Linked DNA regions of Homo sapiens: region 2 is linked to region 1. A link is a loop called in an ENCODE intact Hi-C map of the cell type or tissue named here. Cell type or tissue: heart right ventricle. All regions are shown on one strand.

What was found. A loop is a pair of places that touch in the nucleus more often than their neighbours do. Peaks named below come from ENCODE experiments on the same cell type or tissue, not always from the same donor. Only the 100,000 strongest peaks of a DNase experiment are listed, where the experiment ranks them.
Region 2: a loop joins it to region 1, with 2.8 times the contacts of the local background. A loop is called at or near these places in 18 of 110 quality-filtered maps.

Annotation. Positions count from the first base shown.
Region 1 is chr5:59,029,606-59,037,605 of GRCh38, forward strand. The region is part of intron 6 of PDE4D (phosphodiesterase 4D); the gene reads right to left. Among named protein-coding and RNA genes, the nearest start is that of PDE4D-AS1, 6.2 kb to the right of the region's middle. In heart right ventricle, a CTCF peak has its summit at 4,989; no DNase peak of the experiment used is centred here; H3K4me3 peaks cover 132 bases; H3K27ac peaks cover 634 bases.
Region 2 is chr5:59,347,802-59,355,801 of GRCh38, forward strand. All of the region lies in intron 1 of PDE4D (phosphodiesterase 4D), which reads right to left. Among named protein-coding and RNA genes, the nearest start is that of PDE4D-AS1, 310 kb to the left of the region's middle. In heart right ventricle, a CTCF peak has its summit at 3,842 (motif pointing right); a DNase peak (open chromatin) is centred at 3,782; H3K4me3 peaks cover 2,970 bases; H3K27ac peaks cover 1,764 bases.

The DNA.
Region 1 (8,000 bases):
ATTCAATGCAGTTCCTCTATTGATTCAATGCAATTCCTTTCAAAATTCCAATGTCTTTTTTTTTCACAGAAATAGAGAAAAAAATCTTAAAATTTATATGAACCAAAAAAAGACCTAATAGCCAAAGCAATCTTGAACAAAAAGAACAAAGCTGCAGGCATCATATTCCCTCATTTCAAAATATATTATAAAGCTACTGTAATCAAAACAGCATGTTATTGACATAAAAACAAACATCAACCAATGGAACAGGATAGAAAGCCCAGAAGTAAATCCAAGTATTTACAGTCAATTGATTTTTGACAAAGGGTCCAAGAACACACAATGGAGAGAGGACAGTCTCTTCAAATAGTGTTGGGAAAACTGGATGTCCACCTGCAGAAGAAAGAAACTGTACTCTTATCTCACACTCCATATAAAAATCAACTCAAAAGAGATATAAAGGCTTAAACATAAGACCTGAAACTGTAAAGCTACTAGAAGAAAATATAAGGGAAAATCTCCACAACAATGGTCTGGGCAATGATTTCTTGGATAGGACTCCAAAAGCACAGGCAACTAAAACAAAAATAGACAAATAGGACTACATTAAACTAAAAAGTACCTGCACAAGCAACCAAATAATAGAGTGAAAAGACAACCCATGGATCAGGAGAAAATATCTGCAAACCATACATCTGATAAGAGGCTAATATTCAAAATATATAAAAAATTCAAACAACCAAATAGTAAGAAAACAAATCGATTAAAATTAGACAAAGGATCTGAATAGACACACTTTCCTCAAAAAAGAAATATGAATGGCCAACAGAGATACAAAAAAAAAAAAAAAAAAAAAAAACAATGTTCCCCAGCCCTGCACAGTGGCTCATGCCTGTAATCCCAGTGCTTTGGGAGGCTGAGGCAGGAGATCACTTGAGGCCAGGAATTCTAGACAAGCCTGGGCAAAATAGCAAGACCCTCTCTATACGAAAAAATAAAAAGCCAGGTATGGTGGCACACACCTGTAGTCCTGGCTACTTGGGAGGCTGAGGCAGGATCATTGAGCCCGAGAATTTGAGGTTACAGTGAGACATGATCACGCCACTGCACTCCAGCCTGAACAAAAGAGCAAGACCCTGTCTCAAAAACAAACGAAAACTCAACAATATCTCTAATTCTCAGGGAAATGCAATTAAAACCACAATGAGCTATCACCTCATGCCTGTTAGAATGACTATTTTCCTTTTTTTTCTCTTCAACTTTTAAGTTCAGGGGTACATGTGCAGGATGTGCAGGATGTGCAGGTTTGTTACATAGGTAAACATGTGCCATGTTTGCTTCACGTATCATCCCATCACCTAGGCACTAAGCCCAGCATCCACTAGCCATTCTTCCTGATGCTCTCCCTGCACCCATCCCACCCGCCAACAGACCCCAGTATGTGTTGCTCTCCACCATGTACAATGGCTATGTTCAAACAGATGAATGATAACAAGTGTTGGCAAGGATGTGGAGAAAAGGGAGCCCTTCTACACTGTTGGTGGGAATGTAAATTAGAACCACCATTATTGAAAATAGTATGAAGGTTCCTCAAAAATCTAAAAATAGAACTACCATAAAATCCAACAATCCTACTTCTAGGTATACACCCAAAGGAACTGAAATTGGTACATCAAAAAGATATTTGCACTCCCATATTCATTTCAGCTTTATTTACAACAGCCAAGATATGGAAGCAATCTAAGTGTTCATCAAGTGTGCATAAAGAAAATGTGATATATATATATATATATATATATATATATTATATATATATATATATATATATAGATTATACAGGCCGGGCGCAGTGGCTCAGATCTGTAATCCCAGCACTTTGGGAGGCCGAGGCGGGCCGATCACAAGGTCAGGAGATCGAGACCATCCTGGCTAACATAGTAAAACCCCATCTCTACTTAAAAATACAAAAAATTAGTGGGGCGTGGTAGCGGGCGCCTGTAGTCCCAGCTACTCAGGAGGCTGAGGCAGGAGAATGGCATGAACCTGGGAGGCGGAGCTTGCAGTGAGCCGAGATCACACCACTGCACTCCAGCCTGGGCTACAAAGCGAGACTCCACCTCAAAAAAAAAAAAAAAAAAAAAAAAAAAAGATTACACAGCCTTATAAAAGAAAGAAATTCTGTCATTCACAACATCATGGAATGGAACTACAGGACATTATGCTAAGTGAGATAAGTCAGGCACAGAAAGACAAATATTGTCTTTAATAAATGATCTCACTTTATGGGGAATCTAGAAAAGTCGATCTCAGAAACAGAGAGTAGAAAGGTGGGTTACCAGAGGCTGTAGAGGAGGAGGGAGAGAGAAATGGAAGATGTCGATCAAACAGTACAAAATTTCAGTTAGATTGGAGGAATAAGTTTTAGTGATCTATTGCACTGCATGGAGACCCCAGTAATTAATAACGTATTATATGTTTTACAATTTCTAAAATAGATTTTTGACATTCTCATCACAAAAAGATAAATTGGTGAGGTAATATAGATATGTTAATTAGCTTTACTAAATCTTTCTATGATGTACACATTTTAAAAATCACATTATACCCAAGAAATAGATACAATTAATATTTGTCAATTAAGAATAATTGACAAATAAATTTTAAAGATTAATAAAAAATACATTAAGTTAAAACATTCAACATATAATAGCAGATATGAATGTACACAGAAATGACAAAATCCCAGCACTGTGGGAGGCCGAGGAGGGAGGATCACGAGGTCAAGAGATCGAGACCATCCTGGCCAACATGGTGAAACCCCATCTCTACTCAAAATACAAAAATTAGCTGGGCATGGTGGCATGCGCCTGTAGTCCAGCTACTCGGGAGGCTGAGGCAGGAGAATTGCTTGAACTTGGGAGGCGGAGGTTGCAGTGAGCTGAGATCGTATCACTGTACTCCAGCCTGGCGACAGAGCGAGACTCTGTCTCAAAAATGACAAAGTTTGAGCAACATTAATTTGGACTGTAAATTCTTAAAGAATAGAAAAGTCATGTTTTTCTTCTAAGAAATATTATGTTTTTACATTGCAAGAAATATGTGACACAGAGTTTTTCTTAATCTCTCTTTTTTAGTATATTCTAGACAGGCAAGCACATGCAATTTATTGAGCACCCAGTGTGTGCTAATGCACCAAACGGAGCTTTACATACATTATAGCTAATGGTCTCAATAACTTTTTCATTTTATTTTCCCCTTTCATTATCGCCACTTATAAATGAAAAAACTGAGCTCCAGAGCGGTAAGGCCTATTGCCCAAAATATTAGATAGGAAACAACAGAGCTGGAATTTGAAACCAAGTTTGCCTAATGAAAAACATTTATGTTCTTTTCACTGTACAAAGCTGCTGTAAGTATCACTGGTGCCTACTCCAGGCCAGGGAGTAAATATCATTCATCCTTATCACATACAAAGTATAACAAAACAAAAACAAGAAGCTCTGAATACTAAATAATAATAATAAATACTTTATAAAAGATAAACTATTCTCTAAGAGTAAAAGATAATAAACCTATTGTCATTGTAGTTGGTCACTGAACTTAACTAATTTCCTAATGGACGCAGCAGAATTGTTTGTTGTTTAAGCAAATATCAAGGCATACCCCCCAATCCCTGTTACAGGGAATAAAAAAAGTCTTCTTCAAATGCCTTTCAAAACTAATGTGAATATTAAAATAAAGTGCTACTGATCTCTCTACATTCTAGAAAGATCTCAGACTAACAGTGTCAATTAAACTATTACAACAAATAGCCATGTAAAAACTGCTCCCCTACTAGAGCTACGCTATCACAAAATTAACCCCAGCAATCTACAGTTCTAGAAAAAGAGTTGGTCCCTCCTGCTGAAAAAGAGAAAACCAAACCCTACATATTTTGTGAATCCACTGAAAATAATGACATAAACAGCACTGCACATCCATCATGTATTTATATCTTAAGTGATAGCTACAGTCTATGTAACTATCGCAGAAATCTTCTTAAACTGAACAAAAGCATTATCTATCATCCTTTCTCTCTAGAAAAATACCAGTTTGTTTAATCTACCCATAACATTAGAAAAAATACTTCTTTTATCATGGGCAATCCTTATGTTTCGGAATTTTTTTCGAAAACGTAGACAGTTCATAATGCTCTCAGACAGAAGTTACCACTACTACCCCAAATATTAAGTCAAAATGTAACTGAAAAAAAGAAATTTATCTAGTAATGATTAATTTATTGAATAATTAAAAATTAGGAGTTTTTGATAATTAAATGTTGGGAATAATTAAACTTTCACTAAATACTGGCACAGGAACTGAACGGATGACAACAGAGACAAGTTAAGATTTGTTTTAATCCTAAGTTTTATGCTAAGGTAACATCAAGGGCTCTACTTTTCAGTGAAAGAAAAATTTCCTTTAAAATTGTTTCCCTCTTCCATTATTACTTAAAAGCAAAGAAAGTATTTTTTCTAACAGTGATTATAGGATTCTCAATCTTTCATATTAACTTTAAGGTACTACATGTAAGCTACATAAATCTTTCCCAAATCTACCTTTATTGAGTAGATGAAAAAGCAGATATCGAACTCAAAACATCTAAATGTTGATTTTCTATAATTATAGAAGATATTTTCTTTTGAAATTTAAAGTTTGTATTTAGGCATATTAACACTTTTTTAATCTAAGATTTAATATGTTAATGTAGAAAACAACTGAGGCTGTTTTCTCTCTATAAAACTAACATGCCTTTTCCAATTAACTTAGTTTCCTTCTTAGCAAAAGTTTAACATTTATATCTGTTGAGTTACACTGTAGTTGCATAATGTGGAAATATCTTAAGATTTAGCCACTTCTATGAAGATCCTATATTTGTTATAACACCCCTCTTGCCCAGAAGAAAATACATCAACAAAAAGTCCTACTATATGTTCTGCATTGACTATTACAAAGCAGTAGGGGGAGCAGCCAGAGAAAGCTCTGAGACAAAGCACCCAGCAAAGCAATTTAATTTATAGGCAACAGAAACATGCTAGAGAGGTTTGCCAAAAGCCAAATACACAAAATAAATTCCATAAAGAAGTCATGACCACATTTGTAAAGCTGGCCTAAGTATATTTGGAATGAAGTATAGAAAAATCTGAAGTCTCTTAGAAAGGGTCTGGATTCTAACTTCAAGACAGACTTTCAGCTTGAAACACAGTCATTTCCAGCCATGCCAAACCTCAAACTGCCCCCAAAATTAGAGCAGAAACAAAATACATTTTTATAGTGATATGTCTTGGGAATAACTCAAAATGATTTCGTTTTCTCCTTTGAACCTCACTGAACTTACAGGGAAGGCCTGGTGAAATGTGCATTATTAGGTCACAAGAGGATAACGTTACAGGGTTCCATAGCATAATCCTTGAAAGCCCTGAGGCCCAGGCCGCTGTCCTGCTCTCCTCTCTACTGACTCCCATCCTCAATATACTTTCCATGAGAGAAAGGTAACCAAAAACATGGTGAAACTATTCTGCTTAAAAGGTGTTTTACTGAAAAGGCACATTGACCACTAACCCTTATTACATTTCACATGTTCTAAAAATTAGTAAGGTCTGCATTTTCAGTTTTAGAGTAAAACAGGAAAAGTACTTAGTTAGCTCTTCTGTCTGGCATTCTGTAACTGGAATTTAAGAAAAGCCTAAACTTCTAATTAGAACTTCAGAATGTTCATGTCTGTATTATACCACAAAAACTGTAAATATAATTTAAGCATTTTTATGATACAGAAATGTGCGCTATAGACAGTTATCTAAGAATTATAAAAATCCATCAAACTTGAAGTGTCTGGTATAAATTACAACCGAATGGTAAAAAGACATTTTAGCCACGTAGGCAACCAATGAAGTTTGACCTAAAACCCAAATAATAGCAATAACAACAGATACAGTGCCTACTATTGTCAGATACTATATTAGCTAGCTCTTTTGTATATATTCTTTGGAACTCTTACACTGACTTTTCAAGATAGTTATTATGGTGCCCATTGTATGCTAAGGAAACTGAAGCTAAAAAAAATTGAAGTCATTTCTCTAATGTAACTCCATTAGCAAGAAACAAAACCATAATTCAACTTCCAGGTTTGCCTGCCTCCAAAGCTTTGAGACCTCACTAAAATTACCCTCAATTGTAGCAATGAGGTTCCAAAGGAAATCTGTACAAATCTCAGGCAGATTAATGTGCTTATAAGGGTAAATGCCATAGATTTAATCACTCAAATTAAATGCCATCTGGAATCTCTTACCCTACTTGGTACAAGCATCCTACATGTGTTACAGCCAACCCTAGCCTTGGCCAAGAATTCAATAATTTTCCTGCTTCAATGCCATCAACAAGCAAGAAACATATATAATACCAATACAGGAAATACAGCTAGTTGCTCCTAGAGCATCATTTAAAAGCTGCTAATTGGCTAAGATGCCTTTTATTGAGAAGTCTAAGAAACAGAAATAATGTGTTAACCCAGTTTGTTAAATGGGTTTGAGGAATCAGTTTCCTCCTTCCTAATACCTAAATCCATCTCCATAATAAGTATTCTCTATCACCATTTAAAAATCCTGATCTCTTACTAGTGTTTTTATTGTGCTTTTCAATCTATTAGAGTAAATTTTTTAAAACCTCAAGAGAGAACACAGAAAACTGTCATAATTTTTCAAAGGCTAAAGGAGAATAAACTGAAAATATCAGTTTGAACACGTGTATGTAAAAAGAATGGATGGTAATAAAACTAACAACTGAAAAGCAATGTTTCTGACTCATTCATTCATACTCAAGAAATATCAAATAACTGAGTGGAGATGATGCAAGCTGTACACATTTCCAGTTCAGACTGAAGGTGTGGCAACACTCACAGGGGCCTTCCGATCAGCTGCTCCAACTCAGTTTACAGCTTTTGTGGATGTGGCTTATTCATGCCCTTGTTATGAAGAAGAAGGGTAACTTTACAACCTTTAGCAAGAGCTTTTTTTTCTTTCTGTGCTAACCCTTTTTTGTCTATAACAGTCATGTAAGCTTAGCACTGATTTAGAAATAAATAAGTTAAAGAAGACACGAATGGCTTGGACATTAAAAGTTTAAGCAACAGCTTAAGCTGAGCTAAGTTTAATGTTAAAAATTAGTGTGACAGCAATAATTTTTCAATTCAGCTCTGTCGTGGGCTAGGAAAAAATATCCTAATTTTTCAGCCACAAGACATAAACATTGCTAGAATGACTACATTTTGAAAAAATTATCTTCTCACTTTACCTAGATTTCATTTTAACCAAACAGACCAACCTCTCCTATTAAACCTGTAAATTAACTCAAAGTCTAATCTGGGGCCTTCATAATAAAGATTTTTTTTTTAAATCCCTGTCTTATCTGGTGCCTTTAAAAGAAAGGAATCATTTTAGGCAATTATTATGACCTAAAAAATTTTTAAATCTTAACGTATAGATTAATTCCTTGACAGCTGAAGTCATTTACAATACATTATTAAATTTCACATTCAGTTTTAAATCCAAACATAGATCTCAACATTAAGAATATGGATTTTAGGGAAAGTAACTAGCTGCTCAAATTCATTTAGCTGAAAAACTACTGTCGAATCACCTTGAAAATATACACTAATGCTTGCACATTGCTAAGTGGCTTTTGATTCTGCTCTTCATTTTCTTACACAGAATCAACCACACAATAGAATTAAGAACTCAGGCCCATGGCAAAGTGCTCCCATTTAGCAGTTAGGACACTGGACATATTCAGCATATGTCTACTGCTATTGAGAATCAAATTATGAAAACAAACTATATTTTATAAAACTAAGAATTTGTTACTCAGATGAGAATAAAGGTGCCTAATGCTACAGCAGGGGGTAAAAGTCCCAGTAAGAGAGCAATAATTGGTCATTCTGATGAGGAGCTGTGCCAAATTTAGAAATGAGGCACAAATGACAA
Region 2 (8,000 bases), 320 kb after region 1:
CAAGTCAGTAATGAGGTCAATATTTATATGGTTCCATTGACCTTGTGCAGTTCTGAGTTTCAGGCCTAGAACTACAAATGTACTCACAGATGTATGGAATGGATATGCTTGAACTTATATGCAAATAAATTATCAATTTCTTTGTAAAGGTTTCCCTGGCTTCCCCAAGCAGAACCTCTCATCTCAGTCTCTATTTATTTTATTTATTGTTAACTTGTTTATTTTCTGTCTTTCTCTACCAGAATGTAAACTTGATGAAAGCAGAGACCGCATCCATTTTGTCCCTCACTACATTCTGTTACATTTTTAGGAGTATTTATAAGTCAGTTGTTAATACCCAACAGTTATTAAAAATTAAATTACATAAAAATTTTTAACTATAATTAAACAAATTATATTAAAAACAATGGAAATAAGTATTCAAAACTCATAACTTCTGAATGATTTGGCTACATTTTGTATTATTATGTTTTTGGGGCAACTTATATCTACTGTATCTATATGATAGAAACACTGTATAGAGTACTATGTCTATGTATCTCTTGCCAACTCCACATTTAGTGACCTCTGCTGTTTGAAATGGGCAGGTGAGAGAATTTTTTGGCACAGAAATCAGCAAATACTACAAATAGTGCCCTTCCCCTCCCCCATAGAGAGCTGGTTGTGAACATTTACCACCTGAAGGAATAATCTTTTACATTCTGTTCTGTTCATTTTTGAATGTTTAATTCATTGTCATAACAATTTTAGGGTTTTGTTTTTATAGAGTTTATTTCTTTAGCTCAACACAAAGCTTATCTTTTTAAAGCTTCACTTCAAAGCTTTTTTTTTTTTTTTGGAATGTGGCTTACATACTTGTCCCCTTTGAACTGTCCTTTGCATTTGATTGGCTTAACATAATTACAGTAATATATATTTACTCTATTCACAATCCATCTTTCCTCTTTATCATTTTAGTTTTTCTCTTCCAAATTTACACTATTACCAGCTAATGAATTATATAATTTGAGCCATGTGCCATGGCTCATGCCTGTAATCCCAGCACTTTAGGAGGCTGAGGTGGGAGGATAACTTGAGGCCAAGTATTTGAGACAAACCCGGGCAAAACAGACTCTAAAATATATATTTTTTAAGCCAGGAATGGTAGGGTGCACCTGTAGTCCTAGCTACCCAGGAGGCTGTGGCTGGAGGATCCCTTGAGCCTAGGAGTTTGAGGCTGCAATGAGTGATGATCATGCCACTGTACTCCAGCCTAGATGACAGAGTGAGACCCTGCCTCTAAAATAAGTAAATAAAATAATACATTCAGACAAGTTTTAAAGTAGCATATAGTATTCTTCCTTTGCCAATGGATTTTTCCTTTGCTCTGATTCAACTCTGTGTGCTTATATAACCCAGCCTTACGGAAAATCAGACACCTCTCTTCAGACCCTTGTTGAAATTAAAAAGGCTTGTCAATTATAGTTTGAAAGTAGAAAAAATAATGGAAGTTAGGAGGAGGGAGAGCCAAGGTAGAAGGTGGGTATATGACTGTGGCAAAGAACATGATAGAAGCTGAGGCCTCCAGAACAAGGAGTACCAAGGTAAAGTGTATAGAATTGAATGCTTCCTCTTTTGTAAGAAGTATTCCTTATTTGCTCTGCCCAGATCAGACAGGCTTTGATCCAGCTGCTCAGTCAAGGTACTGTCTCTTAAAATCACTTGATGGGGGCTCATCCACTTCATGACTTAAGGACAAATGGCACTCGTTGAAAATCATAAAATCAACATTATGAAAATAAATAGTATAAATTTTATAAACTACTAATTAAGCATAAATATTCATACCTATTACCCATTCAAAAATGGTATAGTTTTAACTATAGTGAAAACCATTAACACACTGATGATCAGAAATATCCACAGCATGATTATAAACCCTTGGCAGTTTGGAGTGTCTTTTCTTCTTTTGTCACCTTGATTTTTTTGTACATCTCCTGGCATTCCACATTTGCCAGAGCTCTGTGCTGGTCCGTAGCCTGCAGGCCACCTTATAAAACCAATACCTTTATATTTATTGCAGAGTTTGTAATCTTTCTGCCTGTGGTTGTTCCATGTGCTGTCATGATAATACAGAAAACACTCAAACTGTATCTCCCCTCTCTATCTCTGTTTCTAGTCTACATTGATAATTGAGCAGATTCTTTTGAATGTTTGAGATGGGGCTTTCCTTCAATTTTGAAAAAAATGCATATAATGCATTCTACAAAAATGTTGTTTACAAAGTGGTACTTCCTTACAAAAACCCTATTGTAGCTGTTGTAGCAAGTGATTTTTAGACTTGTAAGTAAAATGTCTGAACATAATTTTACTTGGATAAGTCTTTCTCTTATTCAGAAACCTGTCCTTCCATGGTCATTGCCCAATTATGGCTCTTATACACTCTCCTGTCTGCAAGAAGTGTGCTCTGAATCATTCATTCATTTTGCTGCCTTACTGAAAGCACTGAATTAGATGGCATATGTATTGAAGTGAGGGGTGGGACATTGGAACAAAGATTTTCACAGAAGCACACAGAGCCAGGGTTCTAGCTCTGACCAGGCCGCTATCAAGTTGCATGACCCTGGGGCCTTTCAAGGTCTTCAAGCTCTTCAATGTAAGACAAATGAGTTTGAACAAATGAACCATCAGGTTCCTTCAGCTCTAACCCCCTCTTCCCATGAATGTGGCAAAAGGAAGCAGAGTATCCTCACACTTGCCATGAATCGGAACACATTTGCTAATAGGTTCATTCATTCAATACACAAACGCCAAGCACCTAATATGTACCACACACTCTTCCAGGCACTGGCCATACAAAGGTGGAAAAAAGGACAAAAATTGCTGCCATGTGGAGCTTACATTCTATTATTAATAATAGCTGACATTTATTTTAGTGTTGTCTATGTGCCAGGCACTTTACATGGCTAACACACTTAATCCTCATAATACTCCATTTTACAAATGAGGAAACTGAGGCACATGAAGTAACTTGCCCAAAGTCTCATAGCTATAAGTGATAATGTGAAAATGTGAACCTCAGCAGCAGTGTGGCTGTAGAGCTAGCCAGCTGTCAATCATTCCTGCACACTACATTTCCAAGGTGAGCCTGGGTTGTATGTGCAAGTTGCTTATAAGGTAACCATTTATAAGCCAGCTCTATTGTACTATTCTGTGACCAAGAGTGGTACCAATGATGATAGTTTATCTGAAAATGTATTTCACAAAAGAAGCTTCACAAAATTTGTGAAATGTTAGTGAAGACTTGGAAAATGCTATGAAAGAGTTGGCAGGTAGTCCTGCATTCACGTACATGCTTTCATCTAATCTGCACAACGACCTTATGAAGTAGATATTTTAATTTTCTATTTATGTACATGGAAATGGCTCAGAGAGGTTAGGAAACCTGCCCAATCAAGAAAGCAGCAGAGTTGGCACTGAAGCTGGGTCTGTTTGGCTCTAGAGCCAAAGTTCTCCTCCTATACCATGCTACCTCTTCCTACAATGTGCAATGGTTGTTAGTAGTATTGTTATTCTTAGATATAAATGTTGTCTATAATTTCTTTTTGTCAATTTAGCCAACATTACTCACAATTTGAAATATCATTAAGAAACCTAGTTTAATAGTCAAGACTATGCCAGTAGAATAAATAGACATGACACAGGATGGAGTTGACCTCTCGAGCTCAGAGAATCTTCTGGCTCCTCTGAACAGCTGGCCAAGGAGTAATATTTGGCAGTAAAATACAACCACATGACCAATGTTTTTGGCCAGATGAAATGAGCCAGATGGAAGCCCATGAAGCAAAAGCCAGGAGGGGGCAGAAGCAGACAATATAAAATAACGGATTCATTTTCCTTTTTCTTCTTTTTAATATAAAAATACCTCTATTTTGATGCTTTTGCTTAGCATTTCTTTAAACCAACATCAATTAGGTTAGAGGACAGTTTAGATATTATTTAACAAGTTTATATTTTAACTGATTACTAAGCCCTATTCTATAACAAATTACGTGGTGTTCTGTCTTCAGAGAAAAATTCAGAGTTAAGTAGAGGAAGATAGTACATCTGTTAGAACAATACCTCTCATTATGGAATTTTTTTCCTTGTGTGCTGATAATAGGATCTGGTGAGGAAGCTGGAGGTGGGAGAGGGACCAGGAGTCCTGGTTCTAACACAGACTTCCAGAATTCACACCTGTGCAGGTTTCTTAAACTTGCTCTGCCTGGTTTCCTCATTTGTAAGATAAAGGTAATGCTAGATCCACCTCCCGAGGCTGTTTTGGAGGATGACATGCATGAGCTAATGCATGTATGGGATTGGGAATGGTTCCTGGTGCATAGTAAGTGTCCAATACAAACTAGCTCTACTGTTCTTACTTTGGACTTTCTAACCACATATATGTGTGGTCTCTAGTCCCTGAACCTTCAATTCTTCTTCTCTTATTTGATACTAATTACACTCATCTTTTTCACTTACCCTAAAGAATTAAGTGAGATGAGCTGTGGCACACTAAAAACAACAGCTGTCACATCTGTTACATCTGAAAAGCTTTGAAAACTAAAAAGTGCTATGCAACAGGAGGTATTCTTGGGGTATGCAGAAAGTTACATCCCAGTGTATTGATTCACTGGTGGCATTCACTTCCTTTCTAAGATGTGGGTTTGAGACAGCTTTTTCTAATGGGAATTGTGCAGTTTGGTTGGGCAATCACTGATGTGCTACCACTCAGGTTTTGGTAGTAGCAAAGAGTAGCTATGAGACCACACTCTCCTATGATCCCTGTTCATATCAGCTACTATACAATTTCCAGATCAAAGTTGTAGATTTGGTCTTTACTTCCTAATAATATAGGAGGTAATTTAGGGATATCTAGATCTTCTTGTTTGGGCAAATATTGCTTTATCTTTTCATAGCCCAGATACCATTTGTACTTTTGTTTGTTGATCTGACTGTCATTAATCCTTCCTTCTACTGTTCAGTCTATGTCATATCAAATAAATTTACTCATTAGACCTTCTACACGAGGTACAAGCATGCACATATGTATTTAATTAATCACCTGTTTGGCAGCTCTGCTAAAATGCTGGGAAGGAAAAGATGTTGAAACAATTGGCAAAAATGAGATTTGGAGATTTTCTGAGAATTTCTATCCCATGACCCCTATTACTATAAAGGGCAAGAAAACTAGAAGACACTTTCTGTTTCTGGCCTGTGGAATGCTATGGAATAATCTCTGCCCTACATTCAAATGTACCTTGAGTGACTTTCTCTTCTATTTACATAGTACCTACCCCAAACTTGTCACATAAAATGTTCCTTTTAACATCCTTGTGATTTGTTCTCTTTGGAAGACAGAATCATCTCAAGAAGAGTAATTTTCTATTTAAAGTTTCCTTGAACACTACTGTAGTTTTAAGCAATAATATATTTTAAATCACAAAATTCCCTAGTGTTCTCTTATTGGAGTTGTCAGGGTCCACAGGCTTGCTAAATCTTTGCTCCTTGATTCTTTCTTTACTTCCCAGATCGTTTTTCCCCATTTTTTTTTTTTTAGGTACTATGTTTAAACAACCAATATAAACTTCTCCACATTGTTTTCTTGAGCACATCATTCTCCTCTTTCTTCTCTATAATACTTGGGAGGGGCGTTGCTCTAAAGTAATTAGGTGAATCTTTAAACATGTGTGCCAGAACCTAGGCAGATAAATCAGCACCTTGCCCTCAAAATTAGTACTCATCTTTGTAAGTGGTGCCCTAATGCTAACACTGATCCCATTACTGAAAACATGGTTGGCAATCTCTTCTGGGCTCACAGAGAAAAAGTACCTTCCTTATTATGTAACCCTCTGCTTTCTCTCTTTTTCTCTTCCTCACTCCTCCTTCCACGGCCCTGCTCCCCTCCTCTCCCCTGCCTTTCCTTCCCTCTCCCTCTTCTTTTCTCTTTCAATCCTTCTTTCTGCCTCAATCAAACTTAATAAGCTATATATTAATCTTTTCTTATAAAAATGTATTTTACCCACATAAGATAAAAAATTGTCACAGCTGAAAAACTTTCACATCTATTTTGAGCATTGTAAAACTGTTTCAGATTGTATTTCTCAAGAGTCAACACTCATTAAATGTATATGATTTGCTATTACTTTAACAAATCAGACACTAATTGAATTTCATATCTTGTACACCTGGCTTTCCTTTAGCCTGAATATTACCAGGCAGCAAAAGCCATGCCAAGGAAAAATATTCCAGTTAAAGCTAAGTGTACCCCCAGTAGCATGCATTATTATCCATTCAATAGCCAAAGAAAAATGACACTACAATAGGCACATTTGAAGATTTTACAAGATAAAAAATATTGCTCATAAAAAAAATTATAAGGGAGAAATTCAATGAAGAAATGTTGTCCAATGTCCAGTTCTTTCAGTTGCTTCAATAATGGAATCAGATCCAAAGCCTCTTAAAGGTCAAGATAAGCTTAAGTTACTTTCACCGCGTAAGGATTTTGTATATTTTTTAAAAAATAAGAAATGCAAAAACAAGGCTGTGACATTATGAGATATTTTACATGTTTACATCAAATAGTTTAACACCTTTAATTCCAAGAATGCTATGCAATAAAACTATGCTCTTCAGAAGATAATTATAGCATTTAACTGTGCGTGCATGTGCCTGTGTGTGGTGTGTATATGTGTCTGTATATATATAGAGTGACTCATGGTGCATTTGAGGTATTATGGTATGATAAAAATTTTAAGTTATATGATATGTACCTTTTTTCATTATTGTCAGTACATTGTCGTGGCTGAATGCGTAATCTCCTTTGGATACATGAGGGACCTGCAGAAATGCAAGAGCCAGTGGCCAACTGCCTTCCTACCTCCCTAACCCTTCCACTCAATTCAACTTATGATAGATATGATCATATCAAGTTGGCTATGCCAATAAAACATTATCGGGTGATGCCAAATAAGAAAGGGTAACAGAATACTTTATCAAATAGGCATTACTGGCATTTTTGCTGTATGTAAGGAAACTTCTAACCTCAAAGAGTTTGCAGTGCAACTGGAAAGATAAACTAGAACCTCCAAACAGTGAAAGCAGCACATATAAAAAAATTAATTATTCTGTGGGAAATTGTATATTCAAATTAAGAGGAAGTAAAGGAAGGACTGAGCCTCTCAAGCTTCCGAAGGAAACTGACTCATGATGGATATTTGAGATGTCATTCTCACCTCTTAAACTTGTTACAAATGAAACTTGTTAAAATTACAGATGTGAGGTATTCAAATACATGAAAAAGTCATTCTTAGCTGCTAATGCTTATATTTTGGAAAGGGTCAGAACTTGACCAAAGGAACCTTGAAAAAATATATTTATCATATAGCTTTAAATTGTTACAATACCATAACACCTCAAAATAAAAATATCTTTGCCAAATTGAGAAGGCAAGGTTTATAATATATTTGCAAACTACACAGAAGAGCTTAAACTCTGCATTTCGTGAGATTTCTCAAATTCATTAGTCAATCAAGCTATTGCTTTTACTTTATTCAGCAGCTGGAGATTTATGATATTAAGGAGCTTGTTATCAGATCTAGTGATGAAGAGAGCCTAGAAGCCACCATATGTTGGAAATATGCACAGTAATGTTAGCAAATCATTGATGTTAAGTTCTAAATGTACAATTTAGCATACAATAAGCATGAGAATCACATTTAACAAAATGCAAAGCACATAGGAAGCATATAATTTAAAATTTTCAACTAAATTTTATAGCTGTAACAAACATAACAAATAAATCATTATTTTATTTTGAAATAAAAATAAATGGAGTTAATACCTATACCTTTAGCTGGCAAATTATATTTACCTCTTGCCAAAGTTTGCTTATGCATTGTTATACAAAATTTTTAAATTTGATTTCTCTGATTTTATAGTTCCCTAAAAATTCCAAGGACATTATCTTCTTTAGTGTCTAAAGC